Linked DNA regions of Homo sapiens: region 1 is linked to region 2. Evidence: chromatin loops called from intact Hi-C (ENCODE). Cell type or tissue: CD14-positive monocyte. All regions are shown on one strand. Each heading gives the region's core, and the rest is flanking DNA. Links, peaks and the distances in the headings are about the cores only. Region 1 has its middle 140 kb from the start of RASGEF1B. Region 2 has its middle 90 kb from the start of RASGEF1B.

Region 1 (16,727 bases), core at 2,868-10,867, 52 kb after region 2:
CACAGAGGTGAAGTAACTCAGTGTCAGATGACCAATGTCCCTTTTATGAGCTTCACTGGCTTCAAGTGCCTGTACCCAATATGTTCCTGGTTTCAATGAGTAATCGCTGACTATGTCTCTATCCTGTAATTTCTTCAGCTTGTGTCACAGTGAGACAGTGAGCATGGGGTCGGAAATATGTCAGCTCCATAGCTTACTACCTTTGAGACCGTGAATAAGTTAATGAGCCTTGCTAAGCCTCAGTTTCCTCAAATGTAAAATGGAATAGTACCTATATCATAGGCTTGCTTGGAGGACTTTAAAATTCAGTCCAGCAAATAAACTTACATAATAAGTGCTACTATTATTTTTCATGTTAATAAAAAATATTTTCTTGTTAGTCTTCCCTGGTGCCTTCTTCAGAGTAGAATAGCAGGTATCACTGAATCTCTATTATAATTTAATAAATAGATTTCCTCACCTATTGTCAATCAGCAAATATTTTCTAAGTACTGTAACTTAGCTCCTTGCTAATTTTATAAGAATTTTATATAAAAATATTTATTTATAAGTAATATAAAAATTTATAGAAATGTAAATAAGCTAGAAATATTCCCCTTAGGAATAGGAACAAGACAAGGATGCCCACTCTCACCACTCTTTTTCAACATAGTACTGGAAGTCCTAACCAGAGAAATCAGATAATATAAAGAAATAAAAGTCATACAAATAGGAAAAGAACAAGTCAAATTATCTCTCTTTGCTGACAATATGGTTCTATGCCTAGAAAAACCTAAAGACTCTACCAAAAGGCTTCTACAACTGATAAGTGACTTCAGTAAAGTTTTAGGCTACAAAATGAATGTACAAAAATCAGTACTATTTCTATACAGCAATAATGTTCAAGCTGAGAGCCAGATCAAGAACACAATCCCATTTACAATAGCCACAAAATTTAGTAAAATACCTAGGAATACATCTAACCAAGATGGTGAAAGATCTCTACAAGGAGAACTACGAAACACTGCTGAAATAAATCATGTGCCATCATGTGCCATCATGGATGGCACAAATGGAAAAACATTTCACGCTTATGGATTTCAAGAATCAATATTATTAAAATGGCCATACCGCCCAAAGCAATCTACAGATTTAATGCTATTCCTATCAAACTAACAATGTCTAACAATTTTTTGCAGGAATAGAAAAAAAATTATCCTAAAATTCATATGGAACCAAACAAGAGCCTGCATAGCCAAGGAAATTCTAAGCAAAAAGAACAAAGCTGGAGGCATCACCTTACCCAACTTCAAACTATGATGTATGGCTACAGTAACCAAAAGAGCATGGTATTAGTACAAAAACAGAAATATAAACAGACCAGTGGAACAGAACAGAGAACTCAGAAATAAAGCTGCACACCTATGAACATCTGATCTTCGATAAAACTGACAAAAATAAGTAATAGGGAAAGGATTCCCTATTCAATAAATGGTGCTGGGATAACTGGCTAGCCATATGCAGAAGAATGAAACTGGACCCTATCTTTCACCATATACAAAACTCAATATGGGTTAAATATTTAAATGTAAGACCTCAAACTATAAGAATCCTAGAAGAAAACCTAGTAAACACCATTCTGGACATTGACCTTGGCAAAGACTTCATGACTAAGTCCTTAAAAGCAATTGCAACAAAAGCAAAAATTGACAAGTGGGGCCTAATTAAACTAAAGAGCTTCTGCACAACAAATGAAACTATCAACAGAGTAAACAGACAACCTAGAGAATGAGAGAAAAGACTCACAAACTATCTGACAGAGTTCTAATATCCAGAATCTTTAAAAAACTTGATTCAATAATCAAAAACTGAATAACCCCATTAAAAAGTAGATAAAAGACAGGAACAGACACTTCTCAAAAGAAGACATACAAGTGACCGACAAACATGTGACAAAATGTTCAGCATCACTAATCATCAGAGAAATGTAAATCAAAACCACGAAGAGATACCAACTCACAACAGTCAGATGGCTATTATTAAAAAGTCAATAAACAACAAGTGCTGACAGGGCTGTGGGGAAAAGGGAACACTTATATACTGTTGTTGGGAATGTAAATTAGTTCAGCCACTGTGGAAAGCAGATTGGAGATTTCTCAAAGAACTTAAAACAGAACTACCATTCAACCCAGTAATCCCTTACTGAGTCTATATCCAAAGGAAAATAAATGATTCTACTAAAAAGACACATGAACACATACATTCATTGCAGCATTATTCACAATAGCAAAGACTTGCGATGAACTTGGGTGCCTGCCAACAGCTGCCTGGATAAAGGAAATGCGGTACATATACACCATGGAATACTACACAGCCATAAAAAGAATGAAATCATGTCCTTTGCAGCAACATGAATGCAGCTGGAGGCCATTATCCTAAACGAATTAACACAGGAACAGAAAACCAAATACCACATGTTCTCACTTACAAGTCGGAGCTAAACATTAGGTACTCATGGAAATAAAGATGGAAACAACCAACACTGGGGACTACCAGAGTGGGGAGAGTGCAAGGAGGGCAGAGGCTGGAAAACTACGTATGGGGTACTATGCTTACTACCTGGGTGATAAGGTCATTCTTACCCCAAACTTCAGCATCATGCAATACACCCATGTATCAAACCTGCACATGTACCCCTAAAACTAAAAGTTGAAATTATTTTTTAAATGCTTAAATAAAAAGCACAACAATTATAAAAATTATAAAAGGTACAAAATAGATTATTTAGAAGTTTGTTAGTTTAAATGAGTATGTTTACTTTTAAATTGTAAACATATCCAATACTTTTCTATTATAAACCATAATTATAAATATAAATTTTTTTAAAATAAAACATACAATGAAAGTTTCAACAATGAACAAATATTTTAAATATTTTTAAAAAGTAATCGAGTTAATAAAATAAGCATAGGCTTATAAAAGTAAGTGCTTATGAAATACATTTATGTCTGCTTCTAAGTTCCTTATAAATAAGATAATGATATAGTGAAAAGCACATTGTTGGCTTTGCAGTCTGAAGACCTGAATTTGAAAACTGGCTTTGACACTTACTTGACATGTAACTTCTTTGTGGCTCATTTCTTCAGCAATAAAAAGTATAGTATATAATTTATATTTTATTTTATTTGTTATAAAAAGGAAGATCCAATCTTCTTTATTTGTCTGAAAACAATCAACAATCTTTTATGCATCTCTTTGGAATGTCAAACCATGACATGTGATATTACAGCGCACAATAGTCTATTCACTTGTATGATATAAACTCTAGATTCTATAGGCGTTTGGAAAAATAAGAAGGGAAATGAAAATAGGAAGTCATCTATTCAGACATGTGAAAGCATCACATAGAAGAAGAAATAATTTTCCTTAGTTCCCATATATCACTGGAGGTCAACTTCATAAACAAAATCCCAGAACTAGGGAGTCCAAATGCAAACAGCTCATAAGAGTGCTTTCAATAACAGGGAAAGAGGGAGGCAGGGACGCTGTAACCTGCATCTCTGCAGGTGGGAGCTGCTTGAGACTGGCAGCAGGTTTGGGGAAAGGTATTAACGGGTAAGAGGCATTTTATGGGTTAAATTACTTTCCCTCCAAGTTCATATGTCTTAACTCTTAGTACCTCAGAATATGACAAATATTAATATGACTGTATTTGGATGTAGGGTCTTTGAAGAGGTAATTAGTTAAAATGAGGTCATTAGGGTGGGCCCTAATCCAATCTGACTGGTGTCCTCATAAGAAGGGGAGATTAGCGTACAGATATGTACAGAGGAAAGACCATGTGAAGACTTGGCGAAAAGAACACCCATCTGCAAGGCTTCAGAAGGAACCAATACAGCCCATGCCTTGATGTCAGACTTTTAGCCTTCAGAAATATGAGGGGAAATAATTCTATTGCTTGAGATCCCCAGACTGTGGTACTATATTATGGTAGCCCTAGCCAACGAATACAAGGCATCCTAGGGGAAAAAAAAAAAAAAAAAAAAAAAAGGGCTTCAATATGGGTGAAAACAACTCGGGGCAGAAGGTAGTCAGTGTAGGAAAGGTTTTCCAATGAACTGGGGAGAGGGTGTTGCAGTGACCAGTGACAAATCAGATGCAGACATCTGAAGGGGTGGGGTTCTGCATGGCAGTGCTGAGCAGGCACTGGAGATATCTTATGCCTTACCCTCAAGGAGCTCCCCAAAGTGTAGTTGGGGAAAGAGGTGAACAAATTCTATTTAAAAGAAGTGGTACATATTAAGGCTAGAGGTATGCAGAAGATGCAGGGGGAGCAAAAGGAGGAGCATCTAACACAAAGGAACCCCCTGTTGCTGGGAGGCTTCCAGGAGGAGATGACCCTGGAGCTGAGTATAAGGGGACAGAATAAAAGTTAGGTGACAATAAAGTGGTGTGGGGTGGGAGAGGATGGCAGGTCTGAGGATATGAAAAGAGATGTATGCTGTTTAAGGAGGAGGAAATCTCACGAGTGCAAGAAAAGAGGTATGGAATAAAAAGAACTGCTTTTTATAAAAGCAGTTAAAAATAGTTTTTTTGTGAACCACAAATAATCTGGTGCTGTTAGATCTTCCCAAGTGAGACTGGGTTGGTGAGAGATGTTGCAAGGCAAGAACCACAAGATTCTTTTAACAATGTTTCAGTGGATTTCCTTCGTGGAGAGGAGGATGTGTTTGAGGGGACAAAAGACTGCAAACCAGGCAACTATTTAGGCTGCTGGTACCACAACAAGGAAAGGTAGGCTAATGTCTGGATATCGGCACTAGCAAAGTAGCAGAAAGACTAGAGAGGAGGGGACAGACTGAAGAAATCATGGGAACTTATCCATTGGTTGGAAATGGAAGTGGAGCTAGATTACTGGCACGTTTCTAGGAAGCAGAGGAGCGAGGAAGTGCACCAAAGAGTATAGAATCTTGCTAGGATTACAGGAAAAGGGAAGGACATGGTAAGAGTGCGGATGACAGGCAAGGAGAGACAGTTAATTTAGGTTAGGGTATCGCTCAGAACCAAAAGGCACAAACAGCATTCACCACCTTTGAGCTCTGCTTTTAAATGCCTTATTCTTTGTGTACATTTTGCACTACATTTTGGCCTTAATCTGTCTTCCTATCTCAACTTTAACTTTTTGTTACAGCTAAAATTTTCTACTGTCTCCCATGCATACACTATACTTATTTATCCCTCTGTTCCTTCTCATGCCTTCATCTCCCCTTCTCATTGGTCTTGGCTCTACCATCTACTACTCGCAGAGACTTGGGCATGTTGCTACACCTTTCCAAACCTTAAACTTTCTCATACACCAAGTGGAGATACTACTAATGACCATTGGGCGAGGTTGTTGTGTAGATTAAATGAAATAAACACAGGGTTCCACTGGAACACAGGAACGAAGTTCTAATCCAGAGTTGAAGGTAGAGGGGGTAAGGGTTAGGGAAATCAATAAATCTTTATAGAAGTGGTAACTCCCACTTCTTTCTACTTTCCCTCATAAACAACTCTTCCTTGGAAATGTGGAAGATTTTCCATTCTTGCTCCCCTCAGATCTGTTCTCGATATGATGGCTGAGAGAGCTCTTTAAAAAATTTTGAAGTGTGATCCTTCCACTCTGTTCTCCTCCCCTTTAAACCAAACACTTCAGAAGTTTCCCACTGCTCTTAGATACAGACTAAAATTTCACTTTGGTTTAGAAGGTCCTTCTTGGCCAGGCCTCTTCCTACCTCTCCAATTTATATTGCACCATTTTCCTCCTTCTTTTAGCACCTTGAATATCAAGTTCTCTCTTGTCCCAGAACCTCTCCTTATGCTCTTCTCTCTTCCAATAAAAAAACAAACAAACAAACAACAACAACAACAACAAAAACACAGATCCACCTCCTGGCATCCAACTCTTCACTTTCCTTTCTAAATTAATCCAATCTTCCCTTTAGTATCCAGCTCAACTGTAATTTCCACTGGGTTATATTGACTTGCTTCTATGCTCTAATTCCAGAAAACATTTCTCCTTTGTGACCCTTATCGTAATTTTAATTAATTTGGGCATTTTTTTTTTGGTACACGTATTCGCGTGACTTTTCAAGAGAAAGCATATATGATCTGTCTCCACCACGGATGACTCTCAGCTTCCCCCGGGTCAGGGGCTTTTCTGTTCTTGTCCATCACTATATCCCAAAACTGTTGCACAGCACCTGGCCTATCACAGGTACTCAACAAATACTTCTTGAATAAAAAGTGAATAGTTAAAGAAAGAAAAGGATGGATTCCTAAGATAATTCTTAAAAGACAAGTAAGAGAGGGGCAGGCAAAGAAAAGAGAGTAAAATTTTTTAGGCAGTGGGTAAATACACAAATAGAAAGGAAAGAGAGAGCAAACATTTGAGTAATTGCACATTGTCTGAAAGATCATAGGATACGTAGGAAGTTGGAGAGTTGGACAGGGCTAAACCATGAAGGACCTTAATTATCATGAAGATAATTAAGAGCAAGGGAGAGCAAGAAAAATATTTTAGGCAAGGAACGTCTGGATGACTATGTGCCCTATAAGGATCACATTGGTGTCATGGTAAAGAATGTATTAGAAGAGTCTGAGGCTGCGTGTGGTGGCTCACACCTGTAATCCCAGCACTTTGGGAGGCCGAGGTGGGCAGATCACTGGAGGTCAGGAGTTTGAGACCATCCTGACCAATATGGTGAAACCCCGTTTCTACTAAAAATACAAAAATTAGCCAGGTGTGGTGGCACATGTCTGTAATCCCAGCTACTTGGGAGGCTGAGGCAGGAGAATTGCTTGAATCTGGGAGGCGGAGCTGGCAGTGAGCCGAGATCACACCACTGCATTCCAGCCTGGGCAAAAAGAGCAAAACTAAAAAAAAAAAAAAAAAAAAAAAACCCAAAAGAAAACAAAAAAACAGTCTGAGGCTGGGAGGCTGGAAGCCCAGAGATCAGGCAGGATCCTGGGAGCTAAAACAAGATGATGGGATCTGAGTTTACAAAGAGGTCAGATTCAGGAGAATCAGTCAGTTTCCCACAACTAACTGTAGAACAAAATTCAAGTTTTCTTTTATATGACTTGGCTCTATGCCTGTGCTTAGTGAATGCCCTCACTTCATCTTCCTCATGTATTCAGATCCATGTTAGTCTTGTGTCTTTGTGGTCCAAAAAATAAAAAATAAAAGAACAGCATGAAGGTGCCTTTAGAGTTTGGGTGGAGAATGGGCAAGGAAAGGTACCTATCAAAGGCAAAAAAACCTGTATATTGATGGGCAAGGCAGGGTTTCATCTTTTAGAATAAGGTATGCTGCTTTTGTTCCATGTCAAAAGAACAAAATGTGCACAGGTGGTGTGAATAAATAATGCAGATATAAATAAATTATACTAGGATGCCCTTCTGGATGACATTTTGGCAACAAGTTACCATTGCAATAGTTCATTCACCAGCTCTGTGAATGCTTGATCAGCACAATAGCACTGAACTTGGTCCTCAGCTGGGCCCCCACTTGGTATAATGCTATGTTGTTGCCATTTAAAAATTCTTAATAACTGTATTCTTAAACTTGGCTTTATAAGTGAAGGTGGATGGAACAATGGAGGATGCACATGAGCAGAGGGGTGAGTACCACGTGCATGTCTGTTGCTACTTGCCACCCCATTTGAATATAGTGTGCGCAGTGTCCTGTAAGCATACAATTCCAGTGAAATCACAATGTGTGGGAGTTCAGGAAGACTCAAAGCAAGTACAAGGTGGTATCTTCAACTGAGTAAACAAGGATGCTGACAACTCCAAGAGATCATGCTTTCCACTTGAACCAGAACTTGCTTCGTAGGCAATAGGAAAGCAGTGGTGTTATAAGAAATACAAACAACCAAGGAACCTTATCATATACTTTTTAATTTATGTTGCTTTATTGTATTAGTCACTTATGCTGAAAACAGTGACATAGAAGGTAAAAAATGATAAGGAAATATATAGTCCTTTTCCTTTTAGTCTTTATTTACTCATCAATATTAGCCAAAAGTAGAAAGTGTTGGTAGAATCTACGTGTATCAAGAAGTGTAATAAACACTGTTGAGTCAGTTGTACAGCACGTCCACTATTCTGGTAAGAATGAAATACATATGCATGTATGAGCTACAAAATGTAAATTGTATAATTTCAGTGATTCTGGATATGAATTAAATGTTCTTACATTTACATTCAAAGCTGACATTGTACAATATAAAGATGAATGATAAAATTCATATTAATTTAAATTTTGATTTTTCTTAGAATGACAACAAATAGCAAATTAAAAAAACACCATGACAACTTGAGAGAGAGACTACAGAAGAAAAAAAAGCACTTTACATTTCAGTATGTTGAATGACATTTTTTTCCCTTCTTTTTGGACAAAGGATTCTGCATTTACATTTTGCAAGGGGCCTTGCAATTAATGAAGCCAGCTCTGTTGAAAGGGAAAGCATTTCTAGACACCAAAGCACAGGCAAGACAATCATCAATCCTGTTGGTGAGCAGTGAAAAAAGTAACTGTGCCAGACGCAGTGGCTCATGCCTGTAATCCCAGCACTTAGGGAGGCCAAGGCAGGTGGATCACCTGAGGTCAGGAGTTCAAGACCAGCCTGGCCAACATGGCGAAACCCTGTCTCTACTAAAAATACAAAAATTAGCCAGGCATGGTGGCACGTGCTTGTAGTCCCAGCTACTCAGGAGGCTGAGGCAGGAGAATCACTTGAACCCGGGAGGCAGAGGTTGCGGTGAGCCAAGATCCCGCCACTGCATTCCAGCCTGGCCGACAGAATGAGACTTTGTCTCAACAACAAAAAAAAGTAATTGACAAAATTCAGTTTTAAAAACTGGTTCGTCTATATAATTGCCTTGGCATTCATGGCCATCTAAGTGAAATGTATCTTAATGCTAGAGTCCTATGACAAACTGTACTTGATACATTGCAGCACTTTTCCTAAATCAGGAGCTCAGGTAAAATACAAGTGACAGAGATAGTCAAATTGGATTCCAAAATCACCAAAAACAATCTGTCTAAAAACTCAGGAGCTTCATGTGGTCCATGCACCTGTCAATACTCTAACTACAGGCTGAAGTTAAGCTTTGGATTCTGAGACTATACGGACAAACAAAATTTCTGTTCTCAAAGATTATATCAATCAATATTTGCATAAATTCTATGAAATGCTAAAATAATAAAAAACAAGAAATATCCATGCATCTTTATAGTTACATGTAACTTTTAAGGAAAAGAGAATAAGCCTTTGTTCTCCCATTTTCAGGGCTTTCTCTGTTTCACAAGCATATGAATTTTGGCTGATAATCTTACATCTTTCTTATAGTGACTCTTGGATTCACTTTTTTTTTTTTTTTTTTTTTTACTAACTCTTGTAAGACAAACAGCTCTGAACATAGTGTGGAAGATACCGTAATCTCCTTGAAGCTAAAAGATTGCTCAGAATTACACTAATATTTCTAAGAAGCATATATAGTAGTAACATTTCCAAAAAATATAGACCTTAACTAGTCTTCCTAAAAATTTCTGTGTTACTAGAAATTAAGTGGGGCAAGTTGGCAGATGACATGCCAAATGGAGTGATAATCCATTGGCATAATTCACTCAGGAAGTAGACAGGTGGGGCAATTATAAGTGCAAAGGTTAAAGATGCCCCACCCATTGATTACCTGAACCTGAACTTTCTTGATGGTGAGGTGCGGGGAGATGCTCATTCTGTGATGAATAATTAGCAAAAGGCTTAATGTGCAAAATTCCCTGGGAGAGATGGCACATTGGTTTTTATTCACACTAAGGAGAAAGTGGCTGAGGGAGAATAAACTTTTAAAATCAGGTTTTGGTAGGAAATAGAGGAGACAGGAGTAACCAGTGACTGCAATTGAGAGGGCAGGTGCAGTGGGGCACCCCAGATTGCATCTGCTCTATGACTGGGTCTTGGTTTTCCCTGATTACATGTTTTACACCACAGTGATTTATAAGCCAAAAGTAGGCCTTTCCATTTTGATCTCCAGTCTAATGGGGCAAGCAAATAAATACTCCTAAAAGTACTGTCTATGTAATTAACATTATTTTAGGTATTTCATTATGATTATAATTCTTAGGAATGAAAATAGTGTTTTACAAAAGCAGTTATGGACCTATCAATAGATGTGCTTCTCTTGATAACAGGAGAGCCCTCCCTGGGCTGACTTTAGAATAAGACTAGAGGTGACTCCTATGTGGATGTGCCCAGGGCAGCACCTGCTGTAGAGTTCATCCCACAGCATTGTGTGCTCACTTTCAGACAGAGCCTTACTCTGTTGCTCTGGCTGGAGTACAATGGCACAAACAAGACTCACTACAGCCTCAACATCCTGAGCTCAAGTGATCCTCCCACCACAGCCTCCCAAGTAGCTGGGACCACAGGTGCGTGCCACCACAACTAGCTATTTATTTTTTTTTCTTTTGGTAGAGACAGAGTCTCATTATGTTGGCCAGGCTGGTCTCGAACTCCCAGGCTCAAGCAATCCTTCCACCTTGGCCTTCCAAAGTGCTGGTATTTCAGGCATGAGCCACTGTGCCTGGCCTCATTTACTTTTTAATTGTTAAACTAGCTGTTTTATTTATTAGAAAATGTGATCCATTATCCAAACTTCATTCGGATTGAAGAGCACAAAACTCAGCATCAGATCTGGGTTTGAGACTTTTTTTCTCTCTGATTTTTTAAAAAGAAATAAAAACCCTACTACCATTTCTCTTACCTGCCCTAATCAGCTCATAGTTTTATTGGGAATGGCCATTCTGGTAAGACACAGTGGCAGAGGCATTCTTGACTTTGGTTTCGTTCTCAAAGCAATACTCCATGAGATAAAGCATATGAGCATGACTTTCAAACTAGAATGTAAAGTACCACACAAATGCTAGCTTCTCCCTCTCAGAAACAAAAAGAAATTGATAGTAATATTTATTTTAGTAGAGAGGATGAATGCCAATGACATTTTTATTTGAAATTTTATTATGAAAGGTAAAAATTTTTAAAGCACACATAGGGCATGTTTCAGGACAAGGAATCATCTCATATCCCTTAGTGGGACTGACTTTCCTCTCACATCTCCAAGCAAGGCAGTCTATGCCTTCCCAGACCTCTTGGGCCAACGAGGACAGAGATACTATCTCTACCTTCCCTGGGGCAAGTGGCCTCCTGCTCAGCAACCTGAAGGCCAACCAAGACCCTATCTTGGTGGAAACTCTTCCACATCTCCTATGAGTCATTACTCCAAAGGAAGGCACTATCCTGATTTCTAAAACCATCATTTTTCTCCCCCTGTTCTTGAACTTTACACAAATGAAATTATACAGGATTTATTCTTTGGATCTGCAATCTTTTACTTGATATTAGGTTTCTGAGATTCATCATGCCATTGTGTATGGCTCTCATTCACTCACTTTCATTGTTGGGTAGCATTGCATTGTGTGAACATATCACAATTTATCCATTTCACTATTGATGGACATTGTATTGTTTTCAGTTTGAAGCTGTTACAAACAATGCAGCTATAAGTATCCTTGTCTATACCTTTTGGTACACATATATACATTTTTCTATGGTGTTTGTAAATGTGAATAGACTTGCTAGATCATAGACTCTGAATGTATCCAATACAGACAATGCCAAAAGTTTTCTAAAGTGGTTTTACCAACTTTCTGAAATACCAAATTTACACTACCTCCAGCAGTATGTTTCTGGAATACCAAATTTACACTACCTCCTTCATGAATGACACTAGGTGAGCCTGAACATCTGCATTTACTTTTCTCTTAATATTACCCAGAGCTGGATTCTGTCGCTTGCAAATAAGAACTTTACAAGACAGCTGAAAAATGTGGAGAGAAGAATTACAGATTGAGAATAGCAAGAAGAAAGGCCCTAAGGCCATTATGTAACATCTTGTATTGACTTCTTGCCAAGCAGATACTGTATTCACATGTTTACACACACATACATCCCTAGATAGATGAGAGAGAGAGAGACAGAGAGAGAGAGAGAGACAGAGAGAGAGAGACAGAGAGACAGAGAGAGAGAGAGAGACAGACAGAGACAGAGACAGAGAGAAACAGACAGGTGGATAGCCAGAAATCATCTCAGTTAATCATTCTAACTTGCCAATTTTATGCAAGCTACTATGTTAGGCAAAACCCTATGAAACAGGTATGATTCACATTTATTTAGATTAGGAAACTCACATCTAATAAGTTCAAATAACTTAGTTAAGATCAACTACAAGTAGTGACAAAGGAAGGATTTAAATTAAACCCAAGATTGTCTGGCTCCAAAGACTCTGCTGTTCACCAATATACCACAATGATATAGATTATTTTTAAACCCAAGAAAGAGTTGATTTATTTATAAAGGGTATTTAGAGCATATTCTGTTAACTGTCAACAACTTCAAACATCACTAGCTATGTTCCAGGGTTATTTTTTTCCAGTGTCTGTGTGGAGCATCCTAGGCAAGAGGGTAGGTGTGTCATGAGAAAGATGGAACATTCCAGGGAGTGGAGTGCATGACAAATTGTTTGTGAATATTCTTCATTCACTGCCAGCTGCTGATACTGCATTCCAATTTAACTCAAAACAGTCTTAGGTAATAATGCTAACTAATAATCATAAACGATTTTGCATCCCTAACACATTACAGGTCAGAATGCTGCTAAGTCACAAGAAAACCATACATTTCTTCACCATCTACACTCAAGTCTTTTTTTTTTTAAAGATGCTGCTTTTCTCAGGGTGAGTGTAGAGTACAGGAGAAATATAATTTTGTTTGCTGTTATATTTTTATTTCATTCTCATAGTTAAATACAAAATTTGAATCAGCTTATCAAAATACTGTATAAATTTAACCTGTAGGAATTTTATATATTGTAGTATTGGTATATTTCAATTGGTTAGCTAGTGTGGAAACATGTTTGGCTTTGTTGCTGTTGTTATGTTGGTAATGATTTTTGATGTTTGATTGGCATAAAGTTTTACTGGTTCATGACCCCTGATAAGATTTTTTCCTTGGATGAGATCTCCCTCAATTCGCTTTTTAAGTTTCTATGATTTTAAAAACATAGATGACATAAAAAAGAAAAATTTTAAAACTTACTAGATTTGGAACACACTAAGGTCATTTTTGCATATCATGTAGCACCTATAAAGTCATGTTACATCAAAGGGCAACATTGGAATCCACCTGGAAATCAATAGTTACAACCCCTAAGAAAGGACTTCCCTCGGCCAAATAGGAAAGGGTAAAGTAGGGCAATAAGGAGAGTTTAAATATTTTCTTTTTGAAGCCTGTTTAATTACATTGTTTGATAAACCAATTCTATTTTGAAAGCCTCTCTCTAAAAATTACTATTGAGCGACAGTTACAGTATCATCTGTTGCCTGCTGCTTATAATTTACAAGTGATTGCTACATGTAAATTGTATAATTAATCAGCCTTAAAGAGAAGTGAAAACTGTGCCCTCCATCCAAATGCAAAGCTAATTTTTGGTGTTGGTACTTTCTATTTTTGCAGTTTAGGCTGATGTGAGTGTTTAGCAGCCACATGCACACCAGCTGCTACTTCCAGGAGTGCCACTTTAAGTCTTCAGAATGTGGGCAGCTGACTCCTTCATGAATGACACCAGGTGAGCCTGAATATCTTAATATACTTCATCCTCAGTCATATTCACAGGCAAGGAAATACCTTCCCACTGTCAGAGAAAGGCAGCCTCTTCTGGAGAAGGGCAGATACTCAGCGGATGCAAAGCCCAGTTGCGCAGCACCAGGAAAAAGTACACCCCAGTAATTCAAGTAACACTCTTTCCAATCCTCAATATTCTGAACGGACAGTCTACTCTTTTTGAGTGTCCCTAGCATTTAATTTATAATCATAATTTTAAAAAGATGATTTCTGAACCATGAAAATTCACTCAATAGCTAAAGACAGATTGAGGTAGAATTCAGCTCTCGATGGAGAACAATCCATTTAGGCTCTGAAATTAAAAAAAAAAAAAAAAAAGAAAGAAAAAAAAAACTCAGCTAAGAAACTCAGAGAATGAGTCAGCACTGTGGATCCGGAACCTGGTATTTAGGTGTCCTCACCGCCAAAGGTGTCTCCAACCTGGTATTTAGTTTCCCTGAATCAGCTACCTTCTAATTCCCATTCCCCAATGTATTGAATGATCCTCTTGACTTAAACTCTTAGAGAAAAGCTAAAAATACAAACAAGACATGACAACACAGCCATTATATTCTTCTTAGCATTCTCTTTCTAACTTTACAATTTATCTGTTAATATTAGTATACGCATATAAATAGTTTAAAAAATAAAAACAAAAGTTGATCCACTTTAATTTATTATTACATTTGGTCTATATCTGGACTCTACTTGACCTGATAAGAATTGAGAAGTTCTAGTACCAACCACCAAATAAATGAGAGTGTAACAGAAAGTATTATGACAGAATTCACAGAGTAAGGAAGAGTTATTTTACCAACTTTTACACAGGAGATTCCCCTGCTTTTGGCTGAACATGAACTCTGGTCTCTGTGAAACCTATTTGTTTTGCCTGAAAGTTGGAATCTAGCTAATGTCAATGTTAGTTTTACCATCAGTCAAGAATTTAGCTTAATATTAAACTTTATAATAAACTGAGAGGATTCACTTGCCTGCTGATTTTCTATGGGTGGCATCCACACATTTGAAATATAGCTAAGAATTATGTTAATTTAGTAAAAAACATGTTGCAGATGCAGCTGTTTATTTGCTTTTCATAGCCTATGATATCATTCCAATGCATGTGTCTTGATTTGGAAGGTCTGATGCACTCTGAGAGTGACTTTGATTTGAGAATAGGCTACACCCAAAGTAGCTGTAAGCTATGGCCATGCCCATTTGCTTCAATGTCCTAAAGTTAAATGTGTGTGTGCAAATAAAAGAAGGTCCCTGTTCTTTACAATCAGGAGTCAAGTCAAAAGACACTGATTTCAATTTCACATTTAACTGTTTAACAGTTATGATCTCTGAATAGTATTCCATGGGGGCAAGAAGTCTATGTTTTCCTTGCTGCTGTATCCCTAGCACCTACCATTCTGCCTTGTAAAAAACAAGTGAGTGAAAATATTTTTTGAGTCCTTGTTGCTGAATTGCGTTCTGTGTGCATTTCTGTATTTTCTTTTGAAAACTTATAGTGGACATATATTTATAATAATGAAAAAGAATGAAATTTTATAATGCTTAATATTCTTTCTTAATAGTCTAAGTAAACTTCTTTTCCTTATATGAGCCAATTTGTCAATTAGTCTACCCAGAAATTATAATTTAAAAATTTTGAGAGAAATAGGAAATGTCTTAATTGTTTCCTGGCACTGCCTACTTTTACAACTACTGCCTGCAAACATTTTATAAATTCACCCTGCTCCATGAGGAATTTATAAATTCACCATGAGGAACAGAGTGAATTTATAAAAATTGGGCCTGTTGACACCGTGCACAGCTCCTCCTGCCAGGCCTGAGTGTTCAAGGTCAGTGGCTGGGCTGATATGATGGAATTTCCTTCATAATAAGATAAAAAAAAAAAAGCCAGAATCTGTTGTTTTTAGAAGATAGGTGCACTTGCTTGTCTTGCTTAATGGGCCTCCGGGGATCAGGTCCACATGAACATCTCTGTTCAGAAAGATGGACTCTGCTGGAGCAACTTCACAAAAACAGGACTTCCTGCAACCTCCTGCAACCCAGCATTGCATATGTTGTATTGAGTTAAGCTACTGAGATTTTAGGGGCTAAAAACAAATTCCCTTTCAATGAGGGAAAAGGAAGTGAGTGTTGAAAGGTACTGGTTCAGGTACAAATTTTCATGGCAGACCAGTAAGTCTTGACTGAATCACTTGAGTGGGCCAATGACTACATCTTTACCTTTGAGTGTAGTTGTTTTCCTTTAATTTAATGAAAAAAAAAATTTGCCTTAAGTGCTGTTCTTACATGTGCAATAACATTCATGTAATTATCATTATTTAGTTTTCAGACACCTTTTGACATAAATGTGATATCTCTTCAGTTCTGTGCAAGTAACTCAGATAAATAATGCAATTCATTCATTTGTTCAACAAGTAATGACTGAACAAGGCATTTTCTAGATGCTGCAAATACAACACTGAACAAAACAGAAAATGTCTCGCCCTCATGGAGCTTAGACTCCATGGAACTCAGATTCGAGGGGTGACATAAAACATCAGTAAGTGTAATTGGTAGTATTTCAGAAAGTAAAAGTTCGAGAAACAAAGATAAATCAGGGAAGGGGGATAGGGAGTGTCTAGGGCAGGGAAGGATTGACATATTCCTGATATCTATGACAGTGCCTGGCACCAAGTAAGTCTTCAGTGAATGAGGACCAGAACATACTGTCATTGTAATAACACTCAGCTTCCCTGCAGTTTTTCTCCTGGATTAGTCTAATACATCTCTTTATATGTATATGGCCTTGAGAATTTGCCCTATTTCCTTCATTGCCCAATAAAGTAGTGGCAGATACTAGCCTCTGAAAAGAAAACAGATCAGCTTCCATTGGTGATATTTCTTTGACTCCTTCCCCAACTGCTCACTGCCTTCTCCTGTTCCAAACTTGTCTTCGCTGCACTCCTGAATATTGGTTCTATTTTTTTCCAC
Region 2 (16,727 bases), core at 4,451-12,450:
CATAGGCTTAACAGGAAGCATGACTGGGAGGCCTCAGGAAATTTACAATCATGGTGGAAGGTGAAAGGGAAGCAAGCTCATATTAACATGGCGGAGCAGCAAAGAGGGGTGGGGAGGAAGAGAAGAAGTTGTGGGGGTGGGGAGAAGTGCCATACACTTTTAAACCTGAAGATCTTGTGAGAATTGACTCACTAGCATGAGAAAAGCATGGGGGAAATCTGCCCCAATGATCTAATCACCTCTTACCAGGTCCCTTCCCCAACATTGGGAATTGCAATTCAACATGAGATTTGGGTGGGGACACAGAGCCAAACCATATTACTACTCTAACAAATGAATTGCAAAGTTATATAATGTGTAAAAATTCCAATATACAACTTCACTTTACTCTATCTCTGTTGGGATGATGTTGCTATAATTGTAGAAATCAATCTTTGTTCAACTAAATGTTTATTTAACCATTTGGAGAGTTTCCTTTTGTGTCCCACCCTGAAAAGTCTTTAAAGAGAAGACTAGAAATATTACTACCTGTCACTGCTTGAACCACCTGCTGGTGGGGTCTATTTATCCATGGATTTCTGGGTAAATAATGATTAATAACTAAGACAGATCAATGATTCACAAAACATAATTTGCCATGCAAGACAAGCAGTGTTTAGAGTGGCAGGTAGAGGTAGCAACTAATCATAAAACTTTATTTGAGTGAGGAGTTCTTCATTTGAATATTACAGGTTTTTCTGTTTTGTTTTGTTTTTAAATCAGTAAAAGAAACTGGGTCCTAGAAGCTGCAGTGATCTAAGTAACAGTGTTTGTGCATTCTTTTTTTTGTTTTTGTTTAAATACGTTTAAATTAGTACACTGCCGGCACACCTCATTTGCATGAAATTCTGTACCGTACTTACTCATTGTAGTAAGGTTGCCCCCTTCCCGGGGTTGGGGATGGGGGGCACGGGGGTGGGGGGAACTACTGTGGAAGATAATTTTCACTGAAATCTAACCAAACTTCATTAAGTAAATTGTGACAAGATTATAAACGATATGAAAACTAACATTCTAACATTTGGCCATCAAATTGAAGAAAATGGTTTGCCTATACAAATTTTCGTAACTTTTAAAAGATAACATATTCTACCCTCATATGGTCCTCATTAAAGCATAATGAACAGGAAAGAAAAGGAAAAGACTGCAACTGGGTGCTAAGGCAGAACATCTTGTCAGAAGCAACTAATGAACGTAGAGTATATACTAAATACCAAGTGCGGAATTTCACAGGGCCAACAAGATAACAGTCCATATTTTTCACTTACACAGGTGAGGTGGATTTTGCAATTACCAGTTGCATTAAATGCACCAAACACAATTTCAAAAATAGACCTAAAACCTATAATAAACCTACACTCTACTTCGTCTCTCATGAAGGACTCATGCCTGAAAGGAATGACCATACAAAAATGAACAAGCATACACTTCCCTGGCATACCCAGCAGATCCCCTTGCCACAATCAACACAAACTTTTACTCAACAAAGGGTGAGGCTCAGCCATCAGTAGGTGTGGAATTATTCCAGTCTCTCTCAAGGCAGTTGACTCTGGGTTTTCTTTCTTCACCTGGAGTTTTTGTTTAACTGAGGTCTAACTGAAAGTTCAATGTTGAATGGCTTCTAGCCCACAGAGTTTACCTTCAAGATCACTTGGCTTCATTTTGGGAAAGAGACTTTTTATCTTGCCGCCAGAAAGTGAAACAAAATTTAAGACACAAAGCATTCTTTGTTATATTATCTCCTTCATCTTTCCTGGTTTAGGAAGAAGTTGAGTTCTGTGTGGTTCTGCGAGCTGACGTTTGGCATGGCTTTGTTCTTTGGTGGTAAGAATTATTCAGTGAGTTTTTCTATTGTTTGTTTTCTGAATTCTAATTACTACCTTTTTAACTTTGGAAGGCAAGACAAGCTTACTCATTTTTTAAAGTTTCTGCTTCATATGGTGTATCTTAATTTTTATAAATATGTTTGTTTGCTTATATGTTTGTTTTTGTAAAATTCTTTTTGTCCAGTTCTCCTAGTCCTCTGGGATAAGTCAGTTATTTACTAAGAGGCTTCTGTGCCACTTCCTTGCAATAACAAGCAGACACTTCTTTTTTTTTAAATGATAGGATCACAGTTTTAATGAATAAACATCACAGTTTCTAACCACTATTTTAAGTGAAGTATTAAAGGACGCATGTGGGTCTCAGTGATCCAGGCAAAAGTACCTTTGAAAATATTCTGTGGGAGATGCTGTTATCCACATGAACAGGAAAAAAAATGTCGTAGACATCTATCTTGTTCTCCCAGGTATTTATGAGTATCGCTGCAAATATTGCAATTTCTAGGGGCATTTCAGCCCAGGTACTTTAAATATAATCCAATTCCCATTTCATAGTTATATCAGTAGCTAAGGTGACTTGATATCAGGTGATAGGAACTGATATAAAGGTCTGTGAACTTCATTCTGATAAATTTTGAACTGCATTCACTTTCTTTTTTATGTGACTTTTATCTTATTACTAAAGTTAGAAGAAATCATAAATTTAAAAAATCTACCTGCAATCCCACCAACCCCTCTTCACATTTTAATATTTGTATATCTAGATTTTCTCTATTTAGTAATCTATCTTTACCCTTAAATTATGAAGAGCTTTCCAAAATGCTGTGCTCTTTTAAATAGACCTGCTGCTTACAGAATCTGCCTCCAGAACCTTGAATCTATAGGCAGAATCTTGAGGTACTCTCTCATGGCCTAAGTAGGCATGGTTATATTTTCTGGAACAAATCCCTCTTGTTTCCTGTTGACTTTGTAAGAGCTCTCTTCCTACATATCATGGACAAAATAATTTGGAAGCTGCTTCTTGGATTTACGAGTCATTTAATAAAGTCATCTCCCCAGTTCAGGTTTTTCCTGGATAAATAAAGTTTTCGAAAGTAATTGATTCAGCCAAAAGAAGCCACCAGAGAGCTTTACAAAGGACTCCACACAAAAGGAACTCTGTTGAATATCAATAACAGTATTCTAGATTCATGTGCAATTCAACCTTTTAACAATACTAGTGTTTGGCACGGGGTAAGCCAGCAGTCACTCCTGAATGAAAATCAAAACAAAATGAAATAAGGAACATAAAAAAATCCTAAATCTACAATATCAATGCTGGTGTTGAAGCCCAATAGGCTATTGGCTGTTTTTTAAATTTAAGTCTTTGAATAATGTGAGATGCTACTGAAAAATTATTTAATATTGTAGCAATTTTATAAAATAGCCTAGAAATGATATTAGCAATAACCAACATTTTAAAGCACTTAATATGTACCTTACATTAAATACCTATGAGACTTTATATGTACTCTTTTGCATACATATTTCATAAGAACCCCATGAGGTATAGAGATAAACTGCCCAACACTATCCAGGTGGCAAACTGCAGAAGAAGATAAATCAAGCTTTGTGTGACTCAGATGCCCTTTGCATCATCCTCACAATGCATGTGGCATTCTGCAGATATTTATATGACTGCAGAGTCCATTTCATTTCTACTAGGTTAAACTTCCTGACCTCTAGCAAAGCAGGACAGTTAGATACTCTAATATGATTCATATTTGGGTCCCACCAAAGATCTGTCCAGAGATATGCTTCTTTTGTGGTTCAAGGCACAGGGAATCTCTAGACTATGAATCCCAGAATGCAAATTGACTGATATTCAGGTTTTTCATTGAGTACATGAAAAGAAATTTCAACTGCCTTCTCCTTCCTTAAGAAGAACCCTTCCCTGGCTCTGAAAACATTGTCAATGGAGTGTATGCAATAGTAGAGGATAAAGTCAACTGAAATGAATTAATAGAACTTTATTAAAGATAATATGCATATAACTAGTTTTAAAAGGTAAAGAAACAAGGGAAAATGAGCTCAGCAATATATCAGGAGTTACCCAACCTGGAAAATATTATGGCAGTGATAAAACTACTGCAGTATTAAAGAGAGACAGAGAGAGAGAGAGAGCATTTCTAAGGCTACCTGATGAGTCTTTGAAACAGAAATCCAGCTGGCTCTAACCTTTTAGAAGATGGTATTTTTTTTCTAAAATATGGCTAACAAGCTTATGTGACGTATTCTCCATCAAAAATGAACTCTGAAGAGCAGTCTGACTCTAAGAATAACTTCTAATATCTAGGATGAGCAACTGTGGTTCTGTTTGCTCACTAACCTCACAAAGTGTCATTCCCTTTAAGGGTAGGGATGGCATTTTGATCAAATTTATTTTCTTTTCATTTTTCTGGGATAATGGGAGTTGATCACAGATTATAGTTGCCAGTACCATTCGAGGTGCCAAAGGATCCTTGGCACCTTACCACAAGTACCTGTCAGGTTGGTTGAGAAGGGAAATGTCAGCAGACAATTAGGATACAGTGACAAGTGCTGTGATGGGCCATAGGCACTCAAACTTCATGGCCGCATGGTGAAAGGGAGCATGGGCAGAGTGGTGGTGAGAAAGAACCTTTCTTGAGAGATTTTGTAAAGGACATGTCTGGTCCAGGTGAAGAACGGGGTGAGGGGTGCTCTAGGCTAATAAGCTTATGAATGAAGGCACAGAGGTGTGACAAAGCATCCTTGAGGAACTGGAGATAGTTAAGTATGGGATGAATGTTAAGATGCAGATAGTGAGTGTTGGGAGAGGAGGTCAGAGTCTCTCGTTAGCCAAATATTCTGTGCCTTCTGCTATTCATGAGGTGATGAACCAACCATTTATGAATAAGCATGAACACAGCTTTGCTGTTTTGTGCATGTATTCCTTCCTGTAGCTCAGTGGGGAGTATGTGCTACTACTAAATTGTTAGCTCCTTGAGGACAGGGACCACATGAGTCAGGAAACGCTGTAGATTGAGCATTATCCTTGAAGTCAGGGCAGTGCAAAAGTGGTACCCTTAAGGGAACACAATACATAAAAGCCAAGATCAGTTAGCATCTTTCAAGTTAACTGTTGAGTAAAAATGAAAGGAATGTAGAATATGTTTAAACATGTATGGACCACAAAACAATGTTAATTAAAGATTGTTTTCCAAAGGAGATAGATAAATGTTGGATTTACAAGAAAACAGAAGTTAACAATGAAGAGCATTTGTAAAGTTACAGAACTGGAAAGTTTCACACCACATGTAGATGATGGCAGGGGATTTACTGAAACAGTAGATAGGATAGTGTGACTGGATTAAGATGAATAGGTGGAAAGGCTGATCCAGCTAATTCTTATAGAAAGTGTGTAGGGTATAAACCATAAATAAACAAATTAAGATGATAGTGGAAGATCCTGATCACCTGACAGAAAGTAAATAATTGGTTTGAAACCAAAGCAGTTCCTGAGTTTCTTAAGAAGGAAAAAATATTAGTGTCATCATGTAAACGATGTTTGAGAAAGAGTTTCCAGCAATAATTTATATCTCTTCACAGAATGGAAATATTAAATTAAAAGGGTGGAAGGAGCCTATGGCTATTTTTTTTAAAAAAGCTGAGGAGACATAACAAATGGAGCAGAGGCTTCGGGTTCTAGCCCCAATTTTCCCTGGGCTGCCACTTCTCCTTTCCAGTCTGACAACTAGATGTTTTTTTCTTTTCTCTTTTCTATTGTTTTTTTTTTTTTTTTTTTTTTTTTGAGACCGCATTTCGCTCTTGTTGCCCAGGCTGGAGTGCAGTGGCATCATCTCGGCTCACTGCAAACTCTGCCTCTTGGGTTCAAGCGATTCTCCTGCCTCAGCCTCCCGAGTAGCTGGGATTACAGGCATGCACCAACACGCCCGGCTAATTTTGTATTTTTAGTAGAGATGGGGTTTTTCCATGTTGGTCAGGCTAATCTCGAACTCCTGACCTCAGATGATCCGCCCGCCTTGGCCTCCCAAACTGTTGGGATTACAGGCGTGAGCCACCGCACCTCGCCTCTTTTCTCTTTTAAACTTATTTTTGTCTCTACTTTGTTGTGTTAACTGGGGCAAGTCACATCAGCTCTCTGGGTATCAGATTCTTCAACTGTAACATGAGGAGGTAGGATCCAGATTGTCATTAAGGATGGCTTTTGAATTTATAATTCTAAAAAATTCCACAAAATTAATAAAATACAATCCTAGCTAATTTTCCCCACAGATAAGCAAACTCCCATTTCTCCTATGAAGGGAAGAACATGGGACCCAGAAAGCCTGAGGAGAGCCCCCAAGTGAGTCTTAGTTCAGTGTTCATTTTAGAAGCAACGCTTTCAAAAAAAGTATGTTTTTTCATATTTTAACATGTCTATTAAATGTCATAGAATTCATGGGATTTTACAATCATAATTAGCAGCATTTTTTTCTTTCTTAGCAGCTCAAAAAATTATGATATGTTATACATTTAAATTCTCTTTTAATTCTCAAGTCCAGTTAAGATCAGAGTATATATAGTAGATCTTTCTAACATCTGAAGCAACAGTATTTAGATGAATCAGTGGAATGAGACAGAGTCTCCAAAGCAGTTGTCACAATTTTATTAATTTTCAGAAAATCCTCGTACACTATAAGATAGTCTCTCTATATCTCCTGCTCAAGGTCACTCTTAGATAACTAATTCTTCTAAAGAAGGCCCAGGGTTCTGTTGGTTGAAACTTTTTATTGTATTGTTATTCACTGTTGCTATTTTTATTATCATAATTATTATTAATTTAGATCAATGTTTTTCAAACTGTAGACTGAAACCTATTTGTTGATTGTATCGTCAGTATAGTGGGTCATCACAGCATTTTAACAAATAAAGCAACATACGCTAAAACAGGAAATCTCATCCTATCTGGTAAGAGTATCATTTCCTGACACTCTTTCTGGATGTGCTTTGTTTTTTTTTCTTTTAATTTATATTTTTAGTTCTGGAGTACATGTGCAGGATGTACAGGTTTGTTACATAGGTAAACATGTGCCATGGAAGTCTGCTGCACCTATCAACCCGTCATCTAGGTTTTAAGCCCAGCATGCATTAGCTATTTTTCCTAATGCTCTCCCTCCCCCAACCCCACCCCCAACAGGCCCCAGTGTGTGTTGTTTCCCTCCCTGTGTCCATGTGTTCTTATTGTTCAGCTCCCACTTATGAGTGAGAACATGCCATGTTTGGTTCTCTGTTGCTGTGTTAGTTTGCTGAGGATAACGGCTTCCAGCTTCATCCATGTCCCTCCCTGTAAAGGACATGATCTCATTCTATTTTACGGCTGCATAGTATTCCATGGTGTATATGTATCACATTTTCCTTATCCAGTATATTGATAGGCATTTCTATTGATTCCATGTCTTTGCTATTGTGAATAGTGCTGCAATGAACTTACACATGCATATATCTTCTTAATAGAATGATTTATATTTCTTTGGGTATATACCCAATAATGGAATTGTTGGTTCAAATGATATTTCTGGTTCCAGATCTTTGAGGAATAGCCACACCATCTTCCACAATGGTTTAACTAAGTTACATTCCCACCAACAGTGTAAAAGTGCTCATACTTCTCCACAACCTTGCCACCATCTGTCGTTTCTTGACTTTTTAAAAATCACCGTTCTGACTGGCGTAGATATACGTACAAGCATACATTCACATATGGGAGTCCTGGATCATGGTTTAGGATGCATTTCTTTTGTGGGTTATAATCAAAAAAGATTCAAAAATGCTAATCTAGGCCCAGCCTTGGAGGGCTCTGTGGCTATTAAACAGCTTGAAGCATAAGCAACCATGTAGAAAGATGCCGAATTTGGGGCAATGTCTTTGCAGGAGCACCATGTCCATAACCATACCAAAAACATGCTTGGCAAAATAGAGAGGTGCTTTGGATTGCCTTGAACTAGCTACTCATTAAGAAGTATTTGGTGACTCTGTTCTCTTTACAAGCCATCTGTATTGCCAGTCTCATTTGACAGCCTTTCTACTCAAAGGCCCCTAATTATTTAATTACTAATAGTAAGTTGATAGGAATTTATAACAAAAAATTTCAATTGACCTCTGATAGTAGGTGACAACATTTATTTCTATTATAAGAAAATTCCTTGGGAAATTCTACTTTGAAATTTGGACTCAGATGTTTAATACCTTTTAGGCAGTACATTCACCTAAGGAAGGTATTGTTTGAGGAAGCAGACATTGTTAAATACCTTTCCTTCCAAATTACTCAGAATGATAAAGAGCTAGGTCCCCTTGCAGGCATATACATTCACTTGGTGTTTCCTATATTGCCTGGAGTTTCTGCTTTCACTTCTATTTCAAGCATCCTTCCTGTACGTAAAAACAGGGGGTTCCTACAAAGGAGGAAATGAAACCAGCAGCTGTAATCATGAAAATGAGAAAGTATTTTTTCCCTCCAACCTGTATAAATGGTGGAGTCTATGTCATAACTGAAGAATATTCTTCCTATATCAGCTTTTTCAGATCAACATTCTAATGTTGACTCTCTTTGAGATTCTAACCAGGAGTAGCACCTTGTGCTTATCTACAGCCTCCTCATGGAACCAAATCATTTCATTTTACAAATGAAGAAACTGAGGCCTAGGTAAGCTTGTCACTAGCCCAAGTTCAGAAAACCTGTTACTGGGAGATCTGACATGGTGAAAGTGTTCCACAGCAGACTGGTTATATTACACTAACTTATTGCATTTAGACTCTTTTTCAAGGATGCCTTAAATCTTTGAGAGAAGTGTAATACCTGACTCAGGTATTTTAAATCTATTATTGAGTCTCCACATGGAAGTTTCTCCTCTTACTGAAAATCATGCTAGATGGGTACAACTAATAAATCCTAATACATTTAATAAGTGATATAATATGACCTTAAATTCCTTGCTATAGTTTCCATGTACTTCAGAAACAGAGGAATAAAAGCTATATTTTCTTTCTCAAGATATCTGTGAGGAAGATCAATGGTGAGTAGATTTCCCTCTAGTATGGACATTCTGTGAACAAAATTCTCTTTATCCATTTGGATGCCATGAAGTAATATATTACCAATAAATATAAAAACAATACACCTGGTTTAAGTATAAGGCTTGAATCACTGCTACTTCAAAAGGAGTCGAAGGATTTTATTTATAGGTTGGAGAATACAGGAGATTCAGAAAAGGAATAGCCTTTTAAAAATCATTATTTCGAATGAGAAAAGGAAGACAAAGTTTAAAATAAGCAAGATGAGAGAGAAAAAACTTTTTGACATCTGAGTAAACAAAACAACCTCAGATGTCTTTGATTAGTGTTTTCACACAGGGTGCTGTCAAGAAAGTTTCCATCCAAATGAATTCTATTTTTTAGTTCATATCTTTGTAAAATACATCTTGCTAGAAAAATGAATTTATCTTGTATAATTTATACAATATGGTTAAAACTGACAAAAGAAAATAAAATATTAAGGCAAAATTAAAACAATCTGGTAAAAAAAATTATGTTCAAATATCAAATACATAAATTCACAAAATAAGTGGAAAAATCTAAATACACTGATATGTACAATGACCAATAAATATACACATTGACATATACCCTTTCAATATACTAGGCAATAATTGAGCTCTTAATGGAGATTATGTTGCAAAGCAAAAATATTTATGATATGTAGAGATGTTACAAACTTGTACTATATATACAAAATGATGAGCTCTATAATTCCATCTGATTACTCCCATTTAAAAGAAAACCAGCAGTCATTTAAATGGTAGTTTCTGAAAGACCATAATATTAAGAGTGGGTATCTTTGGTAAAAGTTTTGAGATCTAAAAAGTTTTTATTTTTAAAATTTTGTAAAATAGCCACAAATTAAAGTTTTTAGGGTAATAAATATGTTTTGATTTTGGAGAAAATAATCTGCCCTTCCTTTCTGCAAATATTATTTCCACTGTCAAGTTTGTGGTCAATAAAGCTCAACAATTGGCTAGGATTTCCTCAATTTATATTAAAAAGTACTTCATTTTTCCTGAATTCACCTGGAAGTCTCTGTTAATGAGATCATAGATGAGAATATAAAACAAAACAAAAACAAAACACACTGAAACCGACAAACTGACAAATTTGACACACTAAAGTTCAGGTATTTTGCTCACGTACTGATTCAGAGCCTATTTCCTGTTACCTTATCCATAATTTTTGTACACATAGCTATTTGACTTCCAAGACTTTAGTAGATTAGAGCCAACAAGTTGAATGGGGGTTGAGAAGGGGTGGAGTAGCTACTGATAGTGTGGCAACAAGGAAAGGAACAGAAAATTATAAAAAGAAAACCTTGAAGCATCCGGTTGATATACAGATTGTGGCATAGGGGCAAACAAGTCTACAACCTTCAGTAGGTCCCAGATCATTAATATATAATTGTAGAGGAAAATAACTAAATTTTAACAATAGTTAACACTGAGTAATAAAGAAAGGCAAAAATATAACCAGAATATACTTTTTAAGAAGCTGAAAAATGAATTACATTGTTTAATATAATTCCACATAAAAAGCTTACAATAAAATTAATCTAGTGTTTCAAGGGACAAATGATCAACTATGTTGAATGATTCATCCCCAGCTGTTTTAGGATCTTTTTTTTTTTTTTTTTTTTGAGACAGAGTCTTGCACTGTCACCTGGGCTGGAGTGCAATGGCACGATCTTGGCTCACTGCAACTTCCACCTCCCGGGTTCAAGCAATTCTCCTGCCTCAGCCTCCCGAGTAGCTGGGATTGCAGGTGCCCGCCACCACGCAAGTCTAATTTTTGTATTTTTAGTAGAGACAGGGTTTCACTATGTTGGCCAGGAGGGTCTCAAACTCCTGACCTTGTGATCCGCCCACCTCGGCCTCCCAAAGTGCTGGAACTACAGGCATGAGCCACCACTCCTGGTAGGATCACTTATTTTTAGGGTAATTAAAAAAAAACTTCTGCTGACTTTTTGCATCACTTGAGAACACGTGCTTCTTTCTTAGTGTTAGCCCAATATTAGGGCTATTATGCTAATATTTCTGCCCAACTGAAACCATATAGACAGGTCATAATGGTACCAAAAGACAAGAATGTGACTAGCTTGTCCCGTCCTTGCTTTCTATGGATGTTCATCCTTGCATCCACTGTGGACTAACACATGTTTTATGCTGGCAGATCAGTACATTACTCCTGTGCAGCTAGTTCTGTTGTTGCCTGGTAGAGCTTGCTGATGTCCTTTCTATGGCACAGCCAGCTGCTTGCAAAGAGCAGATCAGGGTTAGACATAGTTCTAACCCTGGAGAACTGGGTTCCAGTTGCCAGAGCTCAGTCCTAAAATTGGGCAATCTAGCATCCGGGTGATGATAACAACACTGACAAACTGCTGACACAGAACCCCCAAATTCTTTATCATCACAGAATAAATAATACTCCTTAAAATGAATCATAGGCAAACCCTTAGGTCAAAATCCAGTTGGGTGTATTTTTGACTTGTTCCTTTGAGTGAGGGCCCCTCTTCCTATCCTTCTTCCTCCATTTAGGTACTCAAGTTTTTCTAGTGTAAAAGTGTCACTTTTGTGAATGTGAGTCCCCTCTTTGCCTTTCTCTCTCAACATTTCCATTTCCCTCATCTTCTAGTCTGGAGGTTGCTCTGCTGAGTCCCCGCCTCCCACAGCTCCTTGGCCACAGTCCGAGGCTGGTGGGTGGAACGCTGTTTGTCAGGGACTGTCTGGGTCAGAAGTGGCTGGGCTGCTGCTCAGCTGGAGGGACAGACACGGTCTCCAGCTGCACAGCCAGTGGATAAAGGACCCTTTCACTGTCCTCTCTTCTCCTCACAGGATAACGGATCACAGGAGTTTCTTTTTCCTTTCCTGCTCCTTACCCAGCTGTCACAGCATCCCCTTCCCTAGCATTCTGCCTCCCAGATGGAACATGGGGACAGAAAGCTAGAGAGATCCATCATTGGCACCTGGAAACTATCTACCCCAAATTTATATCTAAAAGGAAAGAGTCTCATCTAAATCAAAATATTTGCCCTCTTGTCAAGCGTCATGTCCCCTTCAATTCCTCAGTTTCCACTGAATTTCCGTCTGGAGATTTTTATTCCCATTTCTCTTGCAGCCAAGGTCAGCAATCCCCCAGTCACTTGTTGTGGGGGCTACTTTTCTTCAATAGACTGTTTGTTTTGTTTTCGACTCAGTTTCTTGTTTCAATTTCTGCTTTTCTTTCCCCTTTTCACTCCTCCCTAGCCAGTTGCTCTCTGACCCTTCACTAATTCCGCCTCCTCCTCTCCTGATTTCTTTCCAGATTGTTCTTCACTCTGTCCCATTTCACTCTCTGGCCTCACGCCCCTCCCAATGTCACCCATCCCTTTCTCATTCTCATTTGTTCCCCTTATTCTTTTGGTAATTTCTGCCCCCGTGATCCTTATCTTTTCTGTCCTAAATGTTCTGTTTGTCTTCCTTTCCCTCATCCGATAAACTGAATCCAGTGAGAAGGAAAGACACTTCCTGCCCTATGAAATTGTGCCATTGCATTTTAACAAAAATAAGCACTGCCAGTAAAATTGCTTAACACTAATGAAACATAAATGTTTGTAGAAAGACAGGAAGCAGGACAAAAAGTACTTATTTGCTATGATTGAAGTTAAAATTTGAAACTGTGAACTGAAAAGGAGACATTCTTTTAATAGTTAATGAGCCAAAGTTGGTAAACGCAGTGTTAATATTTCTAGGGTTTATGACCAATTCTGTCCTACTAAGCATGTTAATCAAATATTGGACAATTTATTACCTCTTTGTATAATTCTTGTTTTTTAAAATTATTAATTTTAATAGCATAAATCCATTGTAAAAAAAATTAAAAATAGAAAAGGATATACCATGAAGTTATTTTCCCCTGTACCCAAATCCTAGGCCACTTTTCCAAATGTAAACACAGTTCATTCATAATAATAATGTGTATATGTATGTTTATATAACATGCACATAAATAATATGTATATATAACTATGTTTCTCTATATGTTTATTCTCCCCTTTTTATACAAATGGAAGCATACTATACATATTATAATGCAACTTGCTTCATTCACATAACGATACAGGATGGAATAAATTTCACATAAGCACATATAAATCTACTTCACTCTTTTCCATGATTGCATAGCACCCCCACTTTTTTAGAGATTCAGGGGATTCATGTGCAGGTTTCTTACATGGATATAATGCATAATGGTTTCTTACATGGATATAATGCATAATGGTTTCTTACATGGATATAATGCATAATGGTGAGGTTTGGGTTTCTAGCATACCCATCACCCAGATAGTGAATACTGTACCCAATAGGTAAGTTTTTAACCCTTACCCCACTTCCACCCTTCCCCCTTTTGAGAACTCCATATTATCAATATACCATAACTCAGCAATTCTAAACATTTTTGGTCTCTGAAAACTTTATATTCTTAAAAATTACTAAAGATCCCAAAGAGATAGATCTATCTATCTATCTATCTATCTCTATGTATCAGAAATTAATCATGATACATTTAAAAATATATTAATTAAAAGTTAATCTATTTATAAGCCCCTCGCATATTAATATAAACAATACACTTTTGGTGAAAATTAAAATTAATATATTTTTCAGAATAAAAAGATTTAGTGAGAAAAAAATGGCATTACTTTATAAAATTTGTAACTCTCTTTAATGTTTGGCCTAATTGAGGATAATTGAATTCTCATATTTGCTTCTGCATTAAATCTGTTGCAGATAATGTTTTGGTTGCAGTAAATCTGGCCTAACACAGATATGGAAGTAGAAAAGGGAGGAGTTTTTTTTTTTTTTTTTTTGAGACGTAGTCTCACTCAGGCTGGGGTGCAGTAGCGCAGTCTCAGCTCACTGCAACCTCCGCCTCCCAGGTTCAAGCGATTCTCCTGCCTCAGCCTCCTGAGTAGCTGGGATTAGAGGCATGTGTCATCATGCCTATTTTTGTATTTTCAGTAGAGAAGGGGTTTTGCCATGTTGGTCAGGCTGGTTTCAAATTCCTGACCTCAAGTGATCCACTTGCCTTGGCCTCCCAAAGTGCTAGGATTTACAGGGGTGAGCCACCATGCTCCGCCGGGAGGAGTATTTTAATAGGCTTTTTAGATAATTGCAAATGTTCTTCTCCAACTACACTGAAACTCAAAGTGGTAGTTTTTTGTTTTTTGTTTTTGTTTTTGTTTCAGAGACAGCTCTCACTCTTGTCTCCCAGGCTGGAGTGCAGTAGTGTTATCATAGCTCACTGCAGCCTGGAACTCCTGGGCTCAAGCCATCCTCCTGCCTCAAGCTTCCCAAGTAGCTGGGATTACAGTTGCGTGCTACCATGCCTGGATAATTTTTTAAAACTTTTGAAGAGGCAGGGTCTCAGTATGTTAATGAGACTAGTCTTGAGCTCCTGTGCTCAAGTGATCCTCCCATCTCAGCCTCCCAAAATGCTAGGATAACAGACATGAACCACTGAGCCCTGCCAAAGTGGTAGTTTCTTTCCTCTTCTTCTTCTTTTTTTTTTTTTTTTTTTTTTTTTGAGACAGAGTCTCGCTCCGTCGCCCAGGCTAGAGTGCAGTGGCACGATCTTAGCTCACTGCAACTTCCGCCTCCCGGGTTCAAGCGATTCTCCTGCCTCAGCCTCCTGAGTAGCTAGGACTACAGGAGCATGCCACCACGCCCAGCTAACTTTTATATTTTTAGTAGAGATAGGGTTTCACCACATTGACCAGGCCGGTCACAAACTTCTGACCTCGTGATCCTCCCACCTTGGCCTCCCAAAGTGCTGGGATTACAGGCGTGAGCCACTGCCCCCAGCCGGTAGTTTCTTAAAGATTAGTTGCATTACAGAATTTGAAGCTACCTCAATAAACTTTTCCTACTTTGTTATATTAAATTCTATTGAGCTATCTTACACTTTGAATGAATCATTTACCCATATATGATTTTATAGCATCATGCATTAACCATTTATTTCAAATGTTGACATATTTTATATGATACTACAAAATTATATTAATATCAACACCAATCTTCCCAGAAAGTTATTAAATATTGGGATTTTGTCAAGTTCATAGGGGCAGATACATACTTTGCAAAAAAAATTCTTTTTTTTTTGAGACGTCTGGCTCTGTCACCCAGGCTGGAGTGCAATGACACGATCTCAGCTCACTGTAACCATTGCCTCCTGGGTTCAAGTGATTCTCCTGCCTCAGCCTCCCGAGTAGCTGGGACTACAAGTGCATGCCACCATGCCCAGCTAATTTTTGTATTTTTAGTAGAGACAGGGTTTCGCCATGGTGGCCAGGCTGGTCTGGAACTCCTGACCTCAAGTGATCTGCCAACCTTGGCTTCCCAAAGTGCTGGGATTACAGTGAGCCACTGTGACAGCCCGCTTTTCAAAGTTCTAATTTTCCTTTGAAAGCTCAAATTGTACCATTGTCAAGAAATATGGACCATTGCTTTCCTTGAATTGGCAAGTTCACTTCATTTATTTTTGAGAAAGTATCTTTCAAATACTCAGTTCTGTCATTTTATCTGTCAGTCATTTTTTCAAGAAAAATGTTACTCCACTATAGTTCAACTTCCAATTGAAACAATTGCAGAGTGTTTTTTCTTGAGACAACCCCTGAACTTCGAGATGCAGCAAAAATGCTTTTTTCATGCTTCCCATTTTGTCACATGAAATATTAAAACACAAGTACTCAAGAAGTCAAGATTTAATGAAATTGGTCATCACCTACACTGCTTCATTAAGGATATTCTTAAGTAAAATTTTTATTTTTTCAAATGAAACTGTGTGGTAGTGAAGAATATAATAACTACGAAGATAGTGGGAGCCATTACGTTGATTCATGCTAAGCACCATAAGTTTTACCTACCATTGCTTTTGCATTTGCAGTGGAAATGTCAAAACAATGAAAACGGTGAGGAATGTTTTTGTATTACTAAGAAAATAGCTTTCTTCTTATAGTCAACCACAGAAGTCTATGGGCCACATTTTAAGAACTGCTACCATTATTTATTTCACCTGTCCCACCTTGTTGAACACAAACTGTTTCTGGTCCTTTGCTGATACAAACATGTCTACAATAAATATCCTTAAATCAACATTTCTTGATATTCCATTTTCGTTATATTTTAAATTATTTCAGCTTCAAGGGTATTAAAAGAGCTACAAAATTCTTTTATTTTCTGTCATTCTTCTCTTGACTACCAAAGTATCTATTGACAGCAAGGATGATATCCTGTTAAAAGGAACAACCAACCACCTTCTGTTATTAAAATAGCATTCTTTGGCATATGAAGTTGTCAGTTGACCTGCATTTAGAGATTCATGGGATGAGTGGGCTTTATTCTATATAATTCTTTATAGAAAAAAAATAGAGAAATTTGAACAGAATTGTGCTATGATCCTCATCATTCTGGTGCTTTTGGAAATTTTCAGACAAAACAGAAAATGGAAGTTATTGATTTAGAATATCTGTTATTTGAGAATAACTGGATTGATGCAGAAACTAAAGTGCTGATAATAATCCATGTAGTCATTTGAAAAATCTTTTCTTAGGAATCTACTATGTTTATTACATTGTACCAATACCAGCCATTGCAGAGACAGTAGAAATGCACTGGGAACAGGCCCTGGCAGCAAGGAGCTTAACAACAGTAGTTGAAAAGCTTTTGCAAAGTCAACTGAAAAGATCACATCCACTTCTTTCAGTTTAAGAATCATGGA

The links. A loop is a pair of places that touch in the nucleus more often than their neighbours do. Peaks named below come from ENCODE experiments on the same cell type or tissue, not always from the same donor. Only the 100,000 strongest peaks of a DNase experiment are listed, where the experiment ranks them.
Region 1: it touches region 2 in a loop (1.8-fold over the local background); 4 of 110 quality-filtered maps call a loop at or near these places.

The regions. Positions count from the first base shown.
Region 1 is chr4:81,608,068-81,624,794 of GRCh38, forward strand. No RefSeq gene overlaps it. Among named protein-coding and RNA genes, the nearest start is that of RASGEF1B, 140 kb to the left of the region's middle. RefSeq lists an enhancer at 14,488-14,782. In CD14-positive monocyte, for the core only: no CTCF peak of the experiment used is centred there; no DNase peak of the experiment used is centred there.
Region 2 is chr4:81,554,014-81,570,740 of GRCh38, forward strand. No RefSeq gene overlaps it. Among named protein-coding and RNA genes, the nearest start is that of RASGEF1B, 90 kb to the left of the region's middle. RefSeq lists an enhancer at 8,522-8,691. In CD14-positive monocyte, for the core only: no CTCF peak of the experiment used is centred there; DNase peaks (open chromatin) are centred at 8,278 and 11,318; H3K4me3 peaks cover 336 bases; H3K27ac peaks cover 2,593 bases.